2 separate regions of the Homo sapiens genome follow, and region 2 is linked to region 1. Evidence: chromatin contacts called from ENCODE Hi-C or POLR2A ChIA-PET data. All regions are on one chromosome and are shown on one strand. Each heading gives the region's core, a stretch centred on a gene start or an enhancer-like site at or near the end of the contact. The rest is flanking DNA. Distances are from core to core; before and after follow the strand shown.

The links. Hi-C counts contacts between places; a loop is a spot of excess contacts on that map. ChIA-PET counts read pairs that join two places held with the same protein, here RNA polymerase II (POLR2A). Pooled maps may share reads with other maps.
Region 2: a pooled map shows a loop between it and region 1 (11-fold over the local background). The contact joins the promoter of FXYD7 here to the promoter of HAUS5-DT in region 1. A Hi-C loop is called at or near these places in 1 of 168 maps with a recorded cell type or tissue (naive thymus-derived CD4-positive, alpha-beta T cell) and 7 of 50 pooled maps. POLR2A ChIA-PET finds 5 or more read pairs at or near these places in 1 of 52 experiments (activated CD4-positive, alpha-beta T cell).

Annotation. Positions count from the first base shown.
Region 1 is chr19:35,610,982-35,615,331 of GRCh38, forward strand. It overlaps HAUS5-DT (HAUS5 divergent transcript), which reads right to left and starts at 1,683. Exons shown (of 2, transcript NR_186318.1): 1 at 1,637-1,683. It overlaps HAUS5 (HAUS augmin like complex subunit 5), which reads left to right and starts at 1,754. Exons shown (of 19, transcript NM_015302.2): 1 at 1,754-1,911; 2 at 2,749-2,811; 3 at 2,887-2,919; 4 at 3,054-3,078; 5 at 4,061-4,166; 6 at 4,246-4,350. The coding sequence starts at 1,814. RefSeq lists enhancers at 1,488-2,043, 1,632-1,891.
Region 2 is chr19:35,141,929-35,146,940 of GRCh38, forward strand. It overlaps FXYD7 (FXYD domain containing ion transport regulator 7), which reads left to right and starts at 1,327. Exons shown (of 6, transcript NM_022006.2): 1 at 1,327-1,436. The coding sequence starts at 1,406. It overlaps FXYD1 (FXYD domain containing ion transport regulator 1), which reads left to right. Exons shown (of 8, transcript NM_021902.4): 6 at 544-593; 7 at 792-843; 8 at 989-1,181. The coding sequence ends at 814. RefSeq lists enhancers at 988-1,548, 1,549-2,110.

The sequences.
Region 1 (4,350 bases), core at 433-2,932:
CTCAAACATTCCTCCCACCTCAACCGCCCGAAGTGCTGGGATTACAGGCATGAGCCACCACGCCCAGCCATTGCCTTATAATTTTTTACTGATGTCAGATATTGTTAATTTTACAGTGTTGGATGCTGGATTTTTTTTAATCTCTATAAATATTCTTGAATTTTGTTCTGGAATGCAGCTAAATAATAGCTTGATCCTTTCGGGCCTTGCTTTTAAGCATGGTTGGTTAGTCAGCATCAGAGAAGTATTTCATCTAGGGCAGGGGCAGGGGTCTCCAAACCCCAAGCCGTGAACCAATACAAGTCCATGGCCTGTTAGAAACCAGGCTGCACAGCAGGAGGTGAGTGGCGTATGGGTGAGCATCACTGCCTGAGCTCCACCTCCTGCCAGATCAGGAGCGGCATTAGATTCTTACAGGAGCGCAAACCCTATTGTGAACTGTGCATACGAAGGATCTAGATTGCGCACTCCTTATGAGAATCTAATGCTTAGGCGGGGCATGGTGGCTCACACCTGTAATGCTAGCACTTTGGGAGGCTGAGATGGGCTGATCACTTAAGGTCAGGAGTTCAAGACCAGCCTGGCCAACATGGTGAAACCCCGTCTCTACTAAAAATACAAAAATTAGCTGGGCATGGTAGCGGGCGCCTGTAATCCCAGCTACTCAGGAGGCTGAGGCAGTAGAATCGCTTGAACCCCGGAGGCAAAGATTGCGCTGAGCCGAGATCGGGCCACTGCACTCCAGCCTGGGTGAAAGAGGGAGACTTCACCTCAAAAAAAAAAACAGGGAAGAAAAAAAAAAAGAGAGAGAGAGACAGAGAATATAATGCCTCACGACCTGAAGTGGAACAGTTTCATCCCGAAACCATCCACTGCTCCCACCCTCCATCCCCCAGACTGTGGAAAAATTGTCTTCCATGAAACCAGTCCCTGATGCTCAAAAGGTTGGGGACTGCTGGTCTAGCGCAGACCTCTCACACCTGCTGTGTCCCAAATTGACCCACCCCTGCTGCTTATTTTTACCACCCCTACCTGGTGGTGCGTCTGTCTCCCCACTCAACTGTGAGCTCCGTACAATAGGGACCAGGGCTGTTGTGGTCACCATGGTGTCCCCAGCATCACCCAGCACAGGGTCAGCTCCCTGAGTTTATGGAATGGTAAGCACGAATGAATGGGAAAACGCATGCCAGGGAAATGTTAGGGTCATGCTCTCTGCCCCTACCCTCCACTCAGACATGAGACACCTGTTTCTGAAATCAAAGAGCAGTAAGTCCAGGATCTCATTGCCTGGTTCCAGTCCTCCTAGGACGCAAGTCCCATTTTGTCAAGAAAATAAAGGGGGTGAGCGTGGTGGCTCACGCCTGTAATCCCAACATTTTGGGAGGCCGAGGCGGGAGGATCGCTTGAGCCCAGGAGTTCAAGAGCCCAGAAGCTGAGACTAGCCTGGGCAACAAGTGAGATCCCATCTCTATTAAAATAAAAGTGTTTAGTTAAAAGAAGAAAAAGAAAATAAATGGAAGCATCAAGGACTGTTTTGCCTCTTTCGGGTTAGCTGGTAGTGAGCGGGAGAACGAGGGAAGGCGGGCGGGGCTGCAGTCTCTCCACGCCCTTTTCATTTCCACTCAAGGAGACCTACCTGGGAAGAGTGAGCGCTGCAAGACCCAGCCTGACCGCGCTAAGATTACTATGCAGCGCCCGAGCCCGCTGTCTGCCCGGCAACCGATGACGTCACTGTTGGCGCGCCCGTGACGTCAGAGGCGGGCGCCACACTTGAAGAGGCTGAGGGAGGCGGTGTCGCCGCCGCGGCGCTGTCATGGAGCTAGCGCAGGAAGCGCGGGAACTGGGTTGCTGGGCGGTCGAAGAGATGGGGGTGCCCGTGGCGGCCCGGGCCCCGGAATCGACGCTGCGCAGGTGAGGACCGCTCCTGGAGTGAGGACACCCCACCCTGGAGATTGAGTCTCCGGGAGTGAGAACTCCACCCCTCATTGAGGACTCGACTCCCCCCAATTCCCCATCGAGAGTGACCCGACTTACTGAGGGCTCCCTACCCTGGGAGGCTCCCCAGAGTGAGGTCCCTAGCACTGGTGAGGATCCTCCACGAGTTAGCTAAGACCTCGCTCCTTATGGAAATAGGATCTCCAGAGTGAGGCTGTCCCCGCAGCACCTCCCCTCCCTCCCTTAACCTAACCAAGAAGGACACTCAGGAGTTAGCCGTGGCCACCCCATCGGGGATTGAAGCTGTAGGAGTGATGCCCCACGTCTGGTCATGAGATGGCACTTCCTGGCAGTACATCCCCCACCTCCACCTCTGGATGTGACTGGGATAACCCACTCCCAGGAGAAAGGGAGCACCCGCCTCTCCCGCGCTCCCCCACCACCCGCCTTCCCAGGGAATGAGAATAACACCACACTTAGTGCAAACATCCAGTCCCTACAAAAAAAATGTTTTACCAATTAGCCGGGTGTAGTGGTGCCTGCCTGTAGTCCTAGCTACTCTGGAGGCTGAGGTGGGAGGATCGCATGAGCCCAGGAGGTTGAGGCTGCAAGGAGCTATGATCGTACCACTGCGACAGAGCGAGACTGTCTCTTAAAAAAAAAAAAAAAAAAAAGGCAAAAAAAAGTTTGGGCCTTCCCTCCTCAAGAAGTGAGAACTCCCTAGTAAAAACTCCCTACCACCATCACCCTAGGAATGAGGATCCCACACCCTGTGTGCTGCCCCAGGCATATGCTTACACACTGTCCCCACAGGCTGTGTCTGGGCCAGGGGGCTGACATCTGGGCCTACATCTTGCAGCATGTGCACAGTCAGAGGTAAGCTGGGCTAGAGCAGGGGAGGGGGCACAGGTGAGGCCCATAGTAACTCCTCTTTCTGCCTCTGCACTGTAGGACTGTCAAGAAGATCCGGGGAAACCTACTCTGGTAACTGCTTCTTAAAGCTATCCCCTCCTGTCTTCCCCACTCCCATTTAGCCCTGTCCCCACCACAGCATCACACCTATTGCCCTCCCCCCTAGAAGCCCCACTCATCCGCTGACTCTGGCCTCGTTTTCCTAGGTATGGCCACCAGGACAGTCCACAGGTGAGAAGCATATGCTACAAGATTCTCTTTCATCCGAAAAATGACTTGTAGATCTTCTGCTCTAAGCCCAACCAGGTGCTGGGTGATGCTGGGGACAATGGGTCACAAGACAGCCTTGATCTCCATCCTCATAGGGCTTAAAGTCCAGTGGAAACAGCATTAGCTCAGCCAGGTGCAGTGGCTCACACCTGTAATCCCAGCACTTTGGGAGGCTCACCTGAGGCCTCATCTCAGGTGATGAGATCACCTGAGGGCTCCAGGAAGCGATCAGTACTGGGACAAAGATGTGGTTTGGGAGGCGGATCACCTGAGGTCAGGAGTTCGAGACCAGCCTGGCCAACACGGTGAAGCCCTGTCTCTAATAAAAATAAAAAATTAGCCAGGCGTGGTGGCACACGCCTGTAATCCTAGCTACTTGGGAGGCTGAGGCAGGAGAATCGCTTGAACCTGGGAGGCAGAGGTTGCAGTGAGCTGAGATCGCACTACTGCACTCCAGCCTGGGCAATAGAGCGAGACTCTATCTCAAAAAAAGAAAAAATAAATAAAGAGCATTAATTAGCTGGGCGCAGAGAGGTGGGACCTGGATATGTGGCATCAAAGCTGGTGAGAAGAGATGATGGGACAGGTATGGGAGAGATGCTGAGGCCAGTGTGGGACCCAATGGGTGCAAGGGGCTCATATGACACCTAAGGGGAGGCTTCCAGGAGGCCTTGGGACTTCTAGGTGCAGGGCTCCGGGAAGAGATCAGTACTGGGACAAAGATGTGGTTGTCACCAGCACAGACAGGAAACAGGCTGGAAGTGTGGGTAAGACAATCCTAGGAGGAAGGAGGGAGGGAGCCAATACCCTAATGCTTCTGTGTCAGACACAGAAACTGCTGAGCAAAAACCCTCTGCCACCAGTTGAGGAGCCTGGTACCCCCAAAAGACAGGCCAGGCTGAGCCCCGATCAGACCATCTGACCCTGAATCTGATCCTCCCAGGTCCGTCGGAAGTTAGAGCTGGAAGCTGCTGTGACCCGCCTGCGGGCAGAAATCCAGGAACTCGACCAGAGCCTGGAGCTGATGGAGCGAGACACTGAGGCTCAGGGTGAGCCATGGGGCCAGAAGATGGGCACCAGAATGTGGGGCGGGAAAGGTGCTGATGGCCACCCCTGTTCCTCCCACAGACACGGCCATGGAGCAGGCACGTCAGCACACTCAAGACACCCAGCGTCGAGCTCTCCTCCTCCGGGCCCAAGCTGGGGCCATGCGAAGACAGCAGCATACGCTCC
Region 2 (5,012 bases), core at 77-2,576, 470 kb before region 1:
TCCTCTTCGAATAAAATGTTAAAGCATGGACAATGTATGAATATGTTAGAACAATTATAGATATTATCATAAGTAGTAGCTAATATTTACTGGGTGTGTACCACGTGTTAGATACGGTTTCACTTCCTCTGGGAGGGAGGTGCTGTTATTAACCCCATTTGACAGATGAGGAAACTAAGGCACAGGGAGGTAAAGTCACTTTGTTCAAGATCACTCAAGTGGAAGATGGGGGGTTCTGGGTTTCCAACCCAGGCCATCTCATGGCAGTCTGCCAAGTCCCCATGACTATCCCTCCCCCACCAACTTCACATCCCTGCCCCCAAATCCGCGGAGGTACTCACTGTTAACCAGCTTAGAAGCCCCCTGCCAGCACATAAGCTGCTCCTGGGTGCTCCTCATTTCTGGCGGACCCCGAGCCTGCTCTTCGTCCATATCTGGGCCTAGTTACACCAATCTGGGAAAGGAGGCTTGTACTGGGGGGTTCCTAGAAGGGCAGCCTCTCCCCCTTTCCATCCCGAAATCCCTCTGCCTCTGTCTTCCCAGGACTGGGGAACCCGATGAAGAGGAGGGAACTTTCCGCAGCTCCATCCGCCGTGAGTCTGGGGAGACTGCGGGTATTCTGGGGAGAGGGCTGGTTCCAAGGACCGCTTTTCCCGGCCCTCCCTGGCTGCGTAGAGGGAAGGGCTGGATCTGAAAGCGGAGGGCGGGGAGTTGCCCCGCCGCGGGCCCCACCTGCCCAGGAGCTGGGGATGCCTCTCCAGAATGACCCCCGATCTCCGTGTTCCCCCCAGGTCTGTCCACCCGCAGGCGGTAGAAACACCTGGAGCGATGGAATCCGGCCAGGTGCTGCAGCTCTGACACGGCGGTGGGAGGGAAGGAGGGAGGAAGGAAAGGCGGGAGAGGGAGGGGGCCAAGTGCCAGAGTTGAAGGGCGGCGAGGGGTGGGGCTGGACGTCCCCCCTCGCCTCTCACCCTTTTCACCCTCACAGGACTCCCCTGGCACCTGACATCTCCCACGCTCCACCTGCGCGCCCACCGCCCCCTCCGCCGCCCCTTCCCCAGCCCTGCCCCCGCAGACTCCCCCTGCCGCCAAGACTTCCAATAAAACGTGCGTTCCTCTCGACAGCACTTTGTCGGTCTCGGTCCCTCAGCGCGAAACGCCAGCGCCACTGGGCCCCAGCAGGGGGCGCCCCACCCTAGAGGAAGGGGCGGGGACGACGGTGGTGGGCGGGGGCGGGGGCGGGGGTGGCCTGCACGGGGGCGGGCTCCCCGGGCCCCCATTGGCTGCAGGCCCCCCCACGCCAGGGCTCCCCCCAGCTCCCCCCCACATCGGTCCGTCCTGCTTCCAGCTGCTGCAGCGCGCCTTCGCCGCCAAAGCATCCAGCAGCCCCCTGCTCCGGCCCAGCATGGCGACCCCGACCCAGACCCCCACAAAGGGTGAGCGTCGTTTGGGGAGGGGGTTGCAGGGGGGCTCCGGGATCTGAGAGCCTAGGAGAGAGGGTGTCGGGAGATTCAAGCAATGGTAAGGCAAGGGAGTTGGGGGAGGGAGGTCCGCTCCTCCTGTGGGCGGAAGCCCCTGTAATGCGCCCCCCCGATCGCCCCTCCGGGTCTCTGGGACACCCCCTCCCCGGCAGGCGTCCTGTGCCAGACCTGCGGTTGGAGAGTGGCAGTCCCGGGAGAAGGGATGCTCGGACAGGTCGCTATGGCAACCGGGTGGCTGGTCCCGCACCGTGGTGGTAGCAGACGGGGAAGAGATGAGCTTGCAGGGTGGGAGCGGGTGGGTCTGCGACCAGAGACGTTCTGGAAGATTTCAGGGTCCCTGGGGTGGGCAAGGGAAGGGGAGGAGGTTCATGTCCCTCTTCTTTCCAGTGCTGTCTCCTAGGGTGTCTGTTTCCTGAAACCCTTGACAGCCAGGTTCAGAGGAAAGGAGTGAGAGCTGAAGGAAGAGACAGAGAGAAGGGATATAGCAAGAGACAGACAGGGAGAACCTGGAAGAGACAGAGACCAAGAGAGGCAGGAGATCCAGAGTCACAGATACAAAGACCCAGGAAGACAAATAGATGGACTCAGAGAGATTCCCAGTGGAGGGGAGAGGCTGAGAGCAGTAGACAGAGATGCAGAGAGAGAGAGAAAAAAAAATGAGAGCCTGGGAGATAGTGGGATTGAGACCGCTATGGAGAGAGAAGCAGAGAGACGGAGGGAGAGAGACGGACCCATGGGGAGAGAGGGGAGTAGAAAGAGAAGAAGGGAGCCATGTGGGGTGGGGCCCAAACCACTGCAGTGAGACCCTATGTGTGGGAATGGGGCGATGGGACCCTCCTTCCAGCCCACAGCAGGGGTGTTTTCCAATCCCAGAGGTGCTGTTGGGTATACACCTAGCTGCCCCTACTGCCCCCATCCAGCCACACACTGATTTCCATTCCACACCAATTAACCCAGTTATGCACCCACTTAAACACCCACTTCTACCGTCGCCCCCTAATAGCCCCCACTGCTAATCCTGCTTCTGCAGATGAGCAAGGCACAGACTGCTTCAAGAGGGAGCCAGTGCCCAGCAAGGGTCTCCAGCACTGAGGGCAGGGGACCAGGGGTGCTGAGAAGCCCCTGGCAGTGAAGGGAACCCGAATTCCACTTGGATGGCTCCCTCCCTTCCGCGCTTCCCAGCAGGCGGGGGCTGCTGCACTGAGCCATATCTGCAGAATCCGAAGCAGGGCGGGGGGTGGGGGGGGCTGCAGAGGCTGGAAGCTACCCTAGGGAGGGGGGCAGGGCTGAGGCAGCAGGCCTGGCGGGAGCCCAGGGCTTCTTTTTGCAGAGGTGGTGGTTAGCAGGATCGATGGCAGCAGACGGGCAGAGGTGGGAGGACAGACTCCTCAACCCAACCTCCTCTGCCTCCCCCTTTCCCAGTCACAGCATGACAGGGGACCGCAGGTCTCGGGAAACCCCGGGGGAGGAAAAGCATGTTGTGCATTGCAAGCTGCTTAAGGAAACTAATTAATGAATTGTTGGGGAGCGAGGGGGGAAGAGGGGAGAGTCTCCCTCCACCCTGCCAGAGAACAGGAGGGAGAGTTAGGAGTGAACAGAAGAGGGATGCATGAGCACAGCTGGGTCCGGGTCCCTATCCCTGAAATGGACCCTTAGCTTGGCCAGAAGCCAGTCCTGCAGGGGCAACGGCAGGAGGTGCAAAAGGAGGGGAGAGGGTCAAGATTGAAACCTGCATCTCACACAGGACCTCACAGGGGACCCCACCCAGCCTGGGGTGGCGGGACCTATCACCTCTCTTCACCTCCCAAGATGCCCCAGTTGCCATAGCAACCACCTCCTTCCTGATATCTCTTTGGCAGCTGGCCAGGAGTAGTGCACATTCCTTTGCCTGACTCCTGGCCCCACCCTTAGCCCAGCCACGCCTGAGGGCCCAGGTTGCCGGGGCAGCAGGGACCAGAGGAGGATCTTCCGCATGGAGGAGGATCTTCCACATGGAACACCAGATTCTGGGACAGGGGCTCACCCAGTGGGCTCCCGATAACTTTGGGGAAGGACGGGTGTGTGGAAAACAGACAAGTGAGACAATCCACCTTTTACAGCCTCCTGCAGCCTAGGACTGCCTCATAATCATTCCTTCATTCATTCATCCCAGAAAACTTGAAGAGCCTTTCATAAATGTCAGGATGAACAGCAGTGATGAGTCAAACAAATTTACTCTCTGGTGGGGAAACTTACACAGAGCACAAGGGACCCTGAAGCAGCGTCTCACCATCTTGGCGCTTTTGAGTACTACCGTCACAATTTTTGCTTTATTCAAATATTCCTCACACTGCTATTTATTTAATTTTTTTCCTTAAAAGGATTAGCTTTTTTATTTTTATTTTTTGAGACAAGGTCTCACTCTGTCGCCTAGGCTGGAGTGCAATGGCACGATCACAGCTCACTGCAGCCTCAACATCCTGGGCTCAATCTATCCTCCTGCCTCAGCCTCCCAAGTAGCTGGGACTACAAGGCACTTCTGCTACACCCAGCTAATTTTTGTATTTTTCATAGAGACTGCTTTTGCTATGTTTCCCAGCCTGGTCTCAAACTTCTGGGCTCAAGCAATTCACCCACTTTGGCTTCCCAAAGTGCTTAGGATGACAGGCGTGGGCCACCATGCCCAACCCAGGATTAGCTTTTGAAAACAACGAGCTTTATTTTATAGCACCATCACAACTGGAAAATTAATCTTCTTTTTTTTTTTGAGACAGAGTCTCGCTCTGTCATCCAGGCTGGAGTGCAGTGGCACGATCTTGGCTTACTGCAACCTCTGCCTCCCGGGTTCAAGCAATTCTTCTGCCTCAGCCTCCCAAGTAGCTGGGACTAGCAGCGGCACACCACCACACCCAGCTAATTTTTGTATTGTTAGTACAGATGGGGTTTCACCATATTGGCCAGGCTGGTCTCAAACTCCTGACCTCGTGATCCGCCCACCTTGTATTCCCAAAGTGCTGGGATTACAGGCATGAATCACTGTGCCCAGCTGGAAAATTCATCTTCTTTTTGCCTTAAGTTGAAGGCAGCATAAGAGCAATCTGAAGCAGGTGATTTCGCTTTTCTGGGTCTGGTGTCCCCCTTCCAGGAAATGGGGATGAAGATCGCACCCATATGAAAGAGTTGCTATGAAGATTAAGAGTAAATGCGCTGATATCTGTCAGATGCTTAGCAGGGAGGCTGGAATGGAGTCAGGGCTACCCACTGCTGGTTACATCAATAAATAAAGGAGAAAACCAAATAATGCCACAAAATTCTGCCTAGATTTTATTGCCTGCTGAAGACTTGGAGCCCAAGGCCTGTTTTCTCTTAGGTAAAGGGGGGAGATTAACAAGGGTTGGAAGGTGGTAAAGATACCTCAGCACCAACCTAAGCCATCCTCTTTGAAGACTAGACAGAGACCTGGGAAGGGTAAACTTACACATTGTGTGAACCGTGGTCTTGCTTTGGGGCCACCTCTATCAGTCAGTTTCGGCTACAGCATGCTGTGGTAAC